Linked DNA regions of Homo sapiens: region 1 is linked to region 2. A link is a contact called in ENCODE Hi-C or POLR2A ChIA-PET data. All regions are on one chromosome and are shown on one strand. The core of a region is the stretch at or near the end of the contact, and the rest is flanking DNA. Distances in the headings are between cores, read along the strand shown.

What was found. Hi-C counts contacts between places; a loop is a spot of excess contacts on that map. ChIA-PET counts read pairs that join two places held with the same protein, here RNA polymerase II (POLR2A). Pooled maps may share reads with other maps.
Region 1: a pooled map shows a loop between it and region 2 (5-fold over the local background). The contact joins the enhancer-like site here to the promoter of MARF1 in region 2. A Hi-C loop is called at or near these places in 1 of 37 single-sample maps with no recorded cell type and 3 of 50 pooled maps. POLR2A ChIA-PET finds 5 or more read pairs at or near these places in 4 of 52 experiments (GM10248, MCF 10A, activated CD4-positive, alpha-beta T cell and 1 more).

The regions. Positions count from the first base shown.
Region 1 is chr16:16,023,409-16,029,047 of GRCh38, reverse strand. The region is part of intron 5 of ABCC1 (ATP binding cassette subfamily C member 1 (ABCC1 blood group)); the gene reads right to left. Among named protein-coding and RNA genes, the nearest start is that of ABCC1, 77 kb to the right of the region's middle. Within about 2 kb of position 3,132, at least 14 of the 41 ENCODE cell types and tissues checked have a DNase peak (open chromatin) inside an H3K27ac peak, as active enhancers do.
Region 2 is chr16:15,640,402-15,646,065 of GRCh38, reverse strand. It overlaps MARF1 (meiosis regulator and mRNA stability factor 1), which reads left to right and starts at 2,912. Exons shown (of 27, transcript NM_014647.4): 1 at 2,912-3,048. It overlaps MIR484 (microRNA 484), which reads right to left and starts at 2,772; the gene lies at 2,694-2,772. It also overlaps a transcript of NDE1 not described here.

The DNA of each region.
Region 1 (5,639 bases), core at 1,883-4,382, 380 kb before region 2:
TCACCTAAGGAGTTTGTTAAGTGCCAAGTGCCTAGGGCCCCAACCCAGACCAACTAAATCAGCACCTCCAGGGGGAGGACCCTGACAGCCACAGATCTTTAATAAGATCATCAGATGCAGCCGGTGCATTCCAGACCAACTGAAGCCGAGTTCAGATCAGACCGTGGACCCGGACAGACCTGGGTTCTAATCCCAGCCCTGCTATATTCTAGCTGATGACCTTGGGCAAGTCCCTTCACCTCCAAGCCTCAGTTTTTACACCTGGAAAATGGGAGTCGTTTGTCCTACTGCTTGCTCGACCTATCCCCCGGGACTGCCAGGAGGGACAAATGACATGAGGCCCATGGGACTGTGTCGTAAAGCGGAATTTCTCCAACCTAAGGCGTGGAGGTAGTGGTGTTTGCTTTGTAGGCTGGGTAGAAACACTGCATTGCAGGCTGGTTTTTCATCCGGAAGAGCTGACACCTTCCTGCCCACTCCCACAGTCGGCGGGTGGGTTATCAGGGAATTGCAAATCCATTTCACCTGCAGCCCAAGCCCTCTACCCACTGTGAAAGACCAAGGTGCTGGCTGGCAGAGAGAGGAGGAAGGGGTGGGGCACGGCTGTCAATGATTCATTTATTTATTGGTCAAATATATGGGCAGGACTTGCTTATAGGCCAGGATGTGGGTGAAGTGCCGCGGACGGAGCTGCAAACGAGACAGCGAGACCCCTGCCCCATTCAGCCTCCTGCCCTGGGGAAGATGGACAGTAAGTAAACCACGGTGCAAACAAATATATAATTACAATCAGAATTACAATCAGTGAGAGCTGCAACAAAGGAAAAAGGTCAGTCATTTGAGGCCCGATATCACCCCTTAATCACTGAGGGTTGAGGTAGGCAGAGGTTAACCAACCGTTTCTGGAAACGGCCAGCTGATAACAAAGGAACAAAGGAAAAGGAAGGCGGCAGGGGTGGAGGGGCAGCTTCTGTGTGAAGCAGTGCATAGCACGGGGCTAGCTGGCACGGCTCAATCCCAGCTTGCCATTTCCTAGCTGTGGGACCTTGGGTCAGTTCCTTGGTGGTGAAGATTAAATGAGATCAAACATGGTAAGTACTTAGAATAGTACCTGGCACAAAGTAACAGCCAAAGAAAGGGTAACATGAGTAGTAGTAGTAGTAATAATAATAGAAGCAGTGACAGTAGCCTCTGGTATATGGAAACATAAAACTGTACACCTTAAATATATTTTCGAGACAGGGTCTCGCTCTGTCACCCAGGCTGGAGCACGGTAGTGTAATCATAGCTCTTTGCAGCCTCGACCTCCCAGGTTCAAGTGATCCTCCCACCTCAGCCCCCCAGGTAGCTGGGACTACAGACGCACACCACAACACCCAGCTAATTTTTGTATTTTTTGTAGAGACAGAATTTCACTCTATTCCTTGAGCTAGTCTCGAACTCCTGAGCTCAAGTGATCCACCTGCCTCGGCCTCCCAAAGTCCTGGGATTATAGGCATGAACCACCGTGCCCAACCTATATACCATTTTTATTTGTCAATATACATCAATAAAGCTCAAGTGTTTGGGGGGGAAAAAACCCCAGTGGGTTCACAATACACCACTATACCAGATGCTTTATATATCAGAAGCATCTATGGCCCACAGACCAGCTATTTATAAATAAAGTTTCATTGGAACAGTCACACCCATTCATTTATGTATTATAAATGAGTATGGCAGCTTTTGAGCTACACAGCGGAGTTAGGGGTTGCCACAGACAGTGTATGGGATGCAAAGCCTCAAGTATTTATCAGCCAGCCCTTTCCAGAAAAGGTTGGCTAACCTCTGCCTACCTCAACCCCCACAACATACCAAGACACAGTGATTAAGGGGTGAAAACAGGCCTCAAATGACAGTCTTTTGCCTGCAAATCCAGTCTTCTTCAGCCTTGGCATCAACACGCAGGATAGAGACAGCCAGGGGAGGCTTGAAATGCAGCCCATATCCAGCTTAACAAGACCCTCAAATCCTAACCTTCCCTCGGCCCAGTAAAACTAAGTCCCCAGCCACTGGTAGAAAACCTGCCCTGCAAATGCAACAAGGACATTGACAGACAGAACACTGCACAGTTTTTTGTTTTTTGTGTTTTGAGACTGAGTCTCACTCTGTCGCCCAGGCTGGAGTGCAGTGGCCCGATCTCGGCTCACTGCAACCTCCACCTCCCAGGTTCAAGCAATTCTCCTGCCTCAGCCTCCTGAGTAGCTGGGATTATAGGCATCTGCCACCACACCTGGCTAATTTTTGGATTTTTTGATAGAGATGGGGTTTCACCATGTTGGCTAGGCTGGTCTCGAACTCCTGACCTCAACTGATCCGCCTATCTCGGCCTCACAAAGCGCTGGGATTACAGGCATGACCCACCGCGCCCAGCAATTGCCATTTCTAATTTGCACACTCAAAGAGCTTTGTCAAATTCTTCTCCTCAGGCCGCCTCTCTTCTATGGATCTAAACACAGATTTTCAGATTATCTCAAGTGACCGATAGGGAGGCCAACACAGGGTCCCCCCTTCACTGGCAAAAAAAAAAAAAAAAAAAAAAAGGAAATAGCCTTTTTTTTTTTTTTTTTTTTTTTGAGACGGTTTCACTCTCATCGCCCAGGCTGCAGCGCAATGGTGCGTTCTCAGCTCACTGCAGCCTCCGCTTCCCAAATTGAAACAGTTCTCCTGCCTCATCCTGCCACATAGCGGGGATTACATGGTGCACACCACCATGCCTGGCTAATTTTTGCATTTGTAGTACAGACGGGGGTTTTATCATGTTGGCCAGGCTGGTCTCAAACTCCTGACCTCAAGCGATCCACCCACCTCGGCCTCCCAAAGTGCTGGGATTACAGGCATGAGCCACTGCACCCGGCCTGGAAACAGCCTCTATCTGACGTGGAAGGCCTTACTTGACAACAAAGACAACTAACTTCTGAAGTAGGTCAAGGATTGACAATAAAAAAGGAGGAAAAAAAATCATGGGGCACTGGATTGTAATCCAGGGAGCATGTCATTTAACCCAAACCAAGGAGAATCTTTTGACATCACACACTAGGTACAAAAGACAGAGCCACCTCCAGGGGGTTTCCCAGCCTCAGACACTGAAATACAGTAACTCCTGTCCCAGATAGCATGAAAGCAGCTTGTGAACTGGTCCCTCTTTCATTTGAAATGAAAACAATTCAGAGAAGTCCTGGCTGAAGGCAGAGGGAGGAAAAGCCTGATTCATCCAAACAGAGTGATGTGTTCTTTGGCATCCACCATATTGACATCTACGTTTGGTACCAGATGAGCTGGCCAGAAACCCTGTGGTTTGAACCAATTAGGTACGGCAGCCCCAGGCACTGATTCTTGGAGCGCAGGGTAGTTTAAGGACCTTGTCTGGGTCTTTCAGCATGTTGACCTGTTTGTCAGAAACACTCTCAGCTTTTAGTTCTAACGGGTTTTCTGCTGGTTACCTCCGCTCTGCACTGCCAAAGTGCCCCCCACAACCCCTGCACCCAGCAGGAGGCAATGCGTGCAGCAGCAATAATGTTTAGAGCAGTGATCCTCAAACGCAGCTCTGTCACCAGCATCGGTGGCACCTGGGAACTTGTTGGGAACCGCAGATGCTCGGGCCCCACCCAGACCTACTGCATCAGAAACTGTGTGGGTGGGGACCAGCAATCTGTGTTTCAAGCGTGAGAACCCAGTGGGAGGGTTCCTGACACATCACCACTCTGACCCTCAGTGTCTTCATCTGTCAAGTGGGGAGACTGATCATCCTGCCCTACTGTGAGGACTAAATAAATAATACAGTGCACCCAGCTGTTATCCTTATTATTAGACGGAGCCTAAATGTCCAGCAGTAAGAGATTTGCCAGTATAACGTAAACACTGGTGATTTGTTTGCCCTGTTGCTTACCAACTGTGCAAAATGCCTCCCTGCCCAGGACCTCCGTTTCCTCTACTGGAGCACACCCCAGAATCTTTGCCCATGCCCTTTGCCCATCAACTTGTCTGTTTTCTTTGTTTTTTTGTTTCAAGAGATGGGGTCTCACTATGTTGACCAGATTGGTCTCAAGAAATCTTCCCCCCTAAGCCTCCCAAAATGCCAAGACTACAGGTGTGAGCCACGCACCTGGCCCTTTTTCTGGTTTTTGATGCTGTAGTGGGCACAGGGGAATATCCTGGCTCAGCCTCCCTCTCTACCTGCCTGGGTGCCTGCAAAGGCTTTTTAAGTGCCACCGACCTCACCCCCATGTCCAATGTATCCTCTTCCTTTGAGCCTGAGGATCTTCCACAACCTGTCCAACCTGAGTGTGTCATTCCACTGGTGAAAAACCTTTCCTCAGCTCCCACCACAGTAGGGTTAAAATTCCAAGTCCTGGCTGGATGTGGTGGTTCACCCATCCCTGTAATCCTAGCATTTTGGGAGGCCAAGGCAGGGCATCACTTGAGCTCAGGAGTTCAAGACCAGCCTGAGTAACATACAGAAACCCCATCTCTACCAAAAACAGAAAAAGTTACTTGGGCGTGGTGGCACGCAACTATGGTCCCAGCTACTTGCGAGGCTGAGGTGGGAGGATCGCTTGAGCCCCGGAGGTGGAGGGCACGGTGAGCTGAGATGGCACCACCGCACTCCAACCTTGGTGACAGAGTGAAACTCCATCTCAAAACAAACAAACAAACAAAAAATTCCAAGTCCTTATTGTGACACATAATTGCACCCTTGATCTCTGATGCTGACTCTTGCCTCTCTTTTCGCTTACATCCTAGCCCTTCCAATCTAGCCAAGCAGAATTCTTTTTTTCTTTCTTTCTTTTGAGACAGAGTCTTGCTCTGTCGCCCAGACTGGAGTACAGTGGCGCGATCTCGGCGCACTGCAACCTCCGCCTCCCGGGTTCAAGCAATTCTCCTGCCTGAGCCTCCCGAGTAGCTGGGATTACAGGCATGCACCACCACACCCAGCTAATTTTTTTATGATCAGTAGAGACGGGGTTTTACCACGTTGGCCAGGCTGGTCTTGAGCTCCTAGTCTCAGGTGATCTGCCTGCCTCGGCCTCCCAAAGTGCTGGGATTACAGGCATGAGCCACTGCACCCAGCCTAGCCAAGCCGAATTCCAAGTGATTCCCAACACCCACAAGCTCCCTCAACTGGACCTTTGCACATGCCAGTTGCTCTACCAGGAGCACCCTCCCACCCCACCACCTCCAAACATATTCACCTGGCCAGAGCCTCGCATTCCTTAGACTTGAGCATCCCCTCTCCTCCCTGGATGCTAGCCCTGGAGCCCCAGGCTGAGTCAGGGACCACTCTCCCAGCCCCCACAACTCCCAGCACTTCCCTCCCTCAGAGCCCCCACTGTCCATCCTGCAGTTGTTGGTTCAACTGCCTGCCACCCACCTTCCATCTCTCCTCCAGGGCAGTGGTCAAGGTCTGTTTCTTTCTAGCTCAGCCCCTGGCACAACACCTGATTATTAAATGACTGAAAGCATGACGGAGAAATGGAAAGAAAATGGAGTTTCAACGCTTTAATCAACGGTCCAAGATCAGGCCTTGGTGGGTGGGGACAGAGACTGATCATGAAGGGGCACGAGGGAACTTCCTGGCGTCCTTGCAGTGTTCTATATCT
Region 2 (5,664 bases), core at 1,663-4,162:
TTTAGGGAAATAGGTTTGTCATTGGGTAAAACCTTAAAAACATTTAAAATGTTTTTCTTGTTCTTTTTAAATTCAATTTGTTTTCCTTGTAGCTTTGGACTATGGCTGAGCAGATAACTCAATTTAACTTCCTTAGGTCCTTCCATGATCATTTATTAATTCAAACCACTGAACCTAATACAGGTAGAAGATTGGTTTCTGGGGAGAAACTCCTTTAATAACAGCTTGGTTAGTTGAAAAGCTGAATTGCATGTAAAGTAGCTACTTAAATAGCACACAAAAAAGTCTTTCGGTTTTCATACATGTGAAGACTATAATTTGGACAAGGGAAAAACTGAAAGTTACTTGTACTCTCTAAAGTTTTCCCAGCAAAGAAACAGGAATACAATTAATAGAGGATACATACTTAAAATATATCTTAAGAGAAAATTTATGTATTTTGATTCATAATTGTCTCCTAAGGCCTGGTATACTTTGCTTAGGCTCCTAGTCTTTAGAAAGCAGCAATAAAATTACATTTCTTTTAAAAGTATTTGTAATTCAGACTTTTATTAGCCTTCCACTTAATACGACTGTTTTGTTTTTAAAAATTTTTTTAATAGAGACAAGTGTCACACCATGTTGCTCAGGCTGGTTTTAAACACCAAGCCTCAAGGGGTCCTCCTGTCTCAGCCTCCCAAAGTGCTGGGATTACGACATGAGTCACCATGCCCCGCCCATTTTCAATCACTACATTTACTTGTTGTGACTAGTTACAGCTTTGGACTTGAAAGAATGCCAAGCTAAGTCAAACAAAATGTGTCTGCTTGGTAAAAAGGAATCTAAAAGAAAAATATACATATAAAGAAAATGTGGTCAAGCTCGTTGGCTCAGCCCTGTAATCCTAAAGAGGCCGAGGCGGGAGGATCACTTGAGGCTAGGAGTTCGAGACCAGCCTGGCCAACATGGCAATATCCCGTCTCTACTAAAAACACAAAAATTAGCCAGGCATGGTGGTGGGCGCCTGTAATCCTAGCTACTCAGGAGGCTGAGGCATGAGAATCGGTTGAACCCGGGAGGTGGAGGCTGCAGTGAGCCAAGATCCTGCCACTGCACTCCAGCCTGGGCAATGAAGCAAGACTTTGTCTCAAAAAAAAAAAAAAAAAAAGTAAAAAGGAAATGTGTCTGCATTCTTTGATGTTTTCTGGCTAAAAACTATTTTTTAAAAAAAGCAATTAGAAACCTACAATTACCTTGTTTCTTAAGATTTTTAGTTAATATGGCTTGTGTTGAAACATACTCAACTGAAATAAAATGGGGAAAAAACACCTCTGAAGAGTAGCGTATTTGTTTGGTACTTTGAAAAAAGCCAAAACGCTAGAAACGGGTTTTTCATCTATTCTAATCTCCACTTGGAAAATACTACCTATACACAGACATAATGAAGATTTTTTTCTTTTTCTTTCTTTTCTAAATAGTGATAGGGTTTCACCGTTTCCCAGTCTAGTCTCAAATTTGTAGGCTCAAGAGATCCTCCCTCCGTAGCCTCTCAAAGTATTGGGAATACAGGCCTGAGCCACTGCGCCCAGCCCACAGTCAAGATTTAGTCAGCAGTAATAAATACCTACGCAGGGAGAGGATGTGTGCTTGTCATCTGCCTTCTGGAAAATTAAATACAGGCACAAAGGATTCTTCAGCTACATGTCTGATCCTGCCCTCCACAATACCCGTCTACAGGGATGTTTACAGGGATGTGTTAATCCCCACGTAATGGGGATTGCCTATTGAAATAACCTCCCAGTAAGGATTTTTTTGGGCAAAATATTCTCGTTTGGCAATTTCGACTTACTGATTCTTTTGCAAAGTCAACTTGTTTCTGGGCAAACTTTAAAAATAAACTCCTAAGGTAGCATTTAGCTAGCAGCTAGCACATCCTAAATCGTGTCTAGATTTAACTTACACAATATGTGCTTTGCTTTTTTCCTAATTTGCAACAGAAAATAGTAATCAGCTGGTAGTTTCAGAAATCACCCTTTTGCTGAGTCTTAAATTTTTTTTTATTCCAGGGAAACGTGAAGATTGTGGGGCGCTATTTTTTTTTTTAAAGCAAACCACACAGCATATCTGGCCACCTAAAACACAAAGTGTTTGAAACTAACCGTAAGATTTCCTTTCTGCTCGCCCAACCTGTCACTGGAAACGCAGTATTCATTTGTAACCAGCTTTGGAGCAGGGCTTTTAAAAATAACGTTTTCTTGCTAAAGTCCCCAAAAATCTCTTGATTCTTGGTGGCAATGTCCAGTTGAGTCTTTGCACACACTGTATTTTTGCCAACTGGGTCGCAACTTTGCGAGAACTCCGGGGGACCTCGTAGGAAGCCAGGTTGGCAGTTATTTTTTTCTCCACTTGCCACTAGGTTGCACTAGATTTAGGATGCTGGGGAATATGCGCCATTTAATTTTTAAAAATAAAGTAGGACCATCACGTGACGAGACCCGAGAGAGGAAAAAAAAAAAGCCGAAGGGACAGGGTTTTTCATTGAAATCCCGTTCAAATCGCCTTCCCTCCAAAGCCTGAAAGAGCTGAATTCTATTAAATCCTGGTTGGCAGGTTTTTTCCTCGGGTCCACGTCACGAGCTCATTCTCCGCTTCAAGGTTCCTTTCGACTCCACAACGTGAAGCCAGGGGGAAGGCCTCCTTAAACTGGGGGTTTTCGCCAAAAAAGCCAGGGTCACCCCCCGGGAAAGTCCCTATTTAGGGGTTTATCGGGAGGGGACTGAGCCTGACGAGGCTGCAGGGCCGCGAGGCCCCGCCCCCCCCGGGGTTCCCAGCATGCCCCGCGCGGACAGGACGCGGCGGCGGAGGCGGGGCGAGGAAGGGGCGGGGCGAAGAGGAGAGAAGGGCGTCGGTTTTGCGACAGGGGCGGTGCGGTGCGGAAGCGGAAGTGAAGGGTGCGCTTGGCGGCGGCGGCGGGAGCTGCGGAGTCGGGAATCAAAACAAAGGGCCTGGGGGGGGCGGGGGGAAGGCGGCGGGGCCGGAATGTGAGCGGAGGTGGAGCCGGCGGCAGAGGTGAGTTTGCAGACAGTCCTGCGACCAGACCCCGGCAGGCTCTGCTCCGAGGCCAGCGGGGCGGGACGGAGGACAGTGTCCCCTCTTTCCCCGCCTATTGCTGGTGGGATGGTGGTGGAGAGGGGAGGTTAGCTAACTGGGACGCGCCAGTTGGGCCCCCCACGAAAGAGTTGGCTTGTCTCCCTTTCGGGTCCATTCACTACTGTCACTGTTGGCGCCGCTGTTCCCCTTCGAGGGCATTTGGCTCCCCGCCCGCCCCTGTCTGACCCCTGGTGGGGCCCTCCAGGAGTGAAGTGCACAGCTGGAAGGTTAAGAGAGAAGGAAAGGGGCGGGTGTTTTTGCAACACACTCCCCCCTCCCCGGCCGTTTTGCATTCTCCTCGGCCTTTTAGCAACACATAGGGTGTAGTCTCAGGGTTGACAATGTCTAGGGCTTCAGCCACTCTCACTAGTAGTTGTAACGCGACCTCGTGATACACCTTTTAGAGTTTCTCAAGCACCTTTCCGGTATTACCAAGAGCTGTCCAATTGCATTTGTGTCTTTTGGACTTCTCTGAGCGGTAAATATTCTTCTCTTTTGCATATCGGTGTATTGAAACCTAAACTGTTTTCCTATTTATTAAGCTTTATTCGTTCAACAGTTATTTATTAAAATATGCCAGGCATTGTACTAAGGACAGGAGTTGGAATAGTGGATAAGAAAACATAGTCTCTGCTGTCATGGAGTTTATAGCCTAATGGGGGAGAAAGATAATAAAATAAGCTAAAAAGGCCGTTTTGGACAGAAGAGCTATGGGGGAGAAAACGGTAATGGGATGGGGTGGTGTGGGGTCAAAGACTAGATTGGGTGCTAAGGAAACAACATTTGCTAAATGTTCCCCGTGGATTACCTCATGTAATCCAAACAACGGCCTTGTAAGGTGGTTTCTATTATTATCACACCCATTTTAGAGATGGGATCTGAGGTTCAGAGAGGTTGTGAGTTGTCCAAAGCTGCACCGCAGTCAAATTGGAGACCAAAATGCAGACAGTCGACAGAGCCTATGCTCTCCTCATTGAATTGGTCAAAAGACTTGAAGAGAGTGACAGAAAGGAGACTGTCGCTCAAGTCAAACAGAACCTGCTTTTGGCTACCTAAGTTGCTTCGTGGATGGTATTTGGGAAGTTTTCAGGGTGCAGGCACCTGAAAGTTTTTACTTTTAATCGCTTGTATTGAGCAGTATTGAAGGCACCTTGATGTAGTGGAAAGGGGTGAACAAGCCTAATCTTGTGTCAGGCTCGCTACAAAACTTCATTAAGTTTCTTTTTCTCTCTCTGCAAAAATGTAGCTAATTTCTCCCCTGTCTATTTCACAGGATTATTGCAAAAATTATATAAGAGGATCCCACCGTCTGGGTTTTTTTCATCATTATATTCCTTGTGCCAAGCACAGGCCTGCTGCATAGTAGATACTAAGTAAATATTTGCTGAATGAAGACATAAGTAATGTTAAGTGAAAATACTTTATAAACTAGATTATACTGTGAATGTTAGCTCACTTTCAGGATTTGGCTTTGAAGAAGTTTGAGAGAATGTTTAAGTTATGAACACTGTGAATATCACAGATTCTTACGATTTTGAGAGGAGTTTTTTGGGGGACATAAAACCTGTATCTAATAGGAAAGACAAGAATCGTAATTTACTATCAGTGGTAGCAGTTAAATCCATCTCCAAATTAACCACTCCCAATAGTGTGTAGTAGGTAATGTTTACTTTGTATTTACAGAGTAGGGAGCATTTTGGTTGGCACAAGAGATACAGTGGTGAAAATAGACAGTGGGGTTCATTTATCTAATTTTTTTTTTCTCTGTAATGCAGTGGCGGGGAGAAATTAGCCACATTTTGCATAGGAGGAAACAGAAACTTGAAAACAAAAATTTTTTTAGAGATGGAATCTCACTCTGTTGCCCACGCTGAAGGGCCAGTGGCACAATATAGTTCACTGTAGCCTCAAATTCTTGGGCTCAAGAGATCCTCCTACCTCAGTCTCTCTAGTAGCTGGGACTAGGCGCATGCTGCCACACTATGCTAATTTTTTGAACTTTATTTTATTTTAGAGCTGTGATCTTGCTATATTGCCCAGGCTGACAAAAGAGCCACGTAGTAAATATAGGCTTTGTGGGCCATACAGTCTCTTTGCAGAGACTCTCTTTGCAACTCTGCAATTGGAATGCAAAAGCAGTCATAGGCAGTATTTAAGTGAATGAGTGTGTCTGTGTCCCAATTAAACTTTATTTATGGACACTGACATTTTAATTTCATGTAATTTTGTTTGTTGGTTTTTGAGACAGGGTCTCACTCCGTCGCCCAGGCTGCAGTGCAGTGGTGCAATCACAGCTCACTGCAGCCTTGACTACGCAGTCTTAGGTGATTCTTCCACCATAGCCTCCTGAGTAGATGGGGCTACAGGCATGCACCACCACGCTCAGCTAATTTTTTGTAGCCATGGGGTTTTGCCATGTTGCCCAGGCTGGTTGGGAACTCCTGGGCTCAAGCAATCCACCCACCTTGGCCTCCCAAAGTGCTGGGATTGCAGGCCTGAGCCACGGTGCCTCGCTTGCATTTATTGTTAAGACCT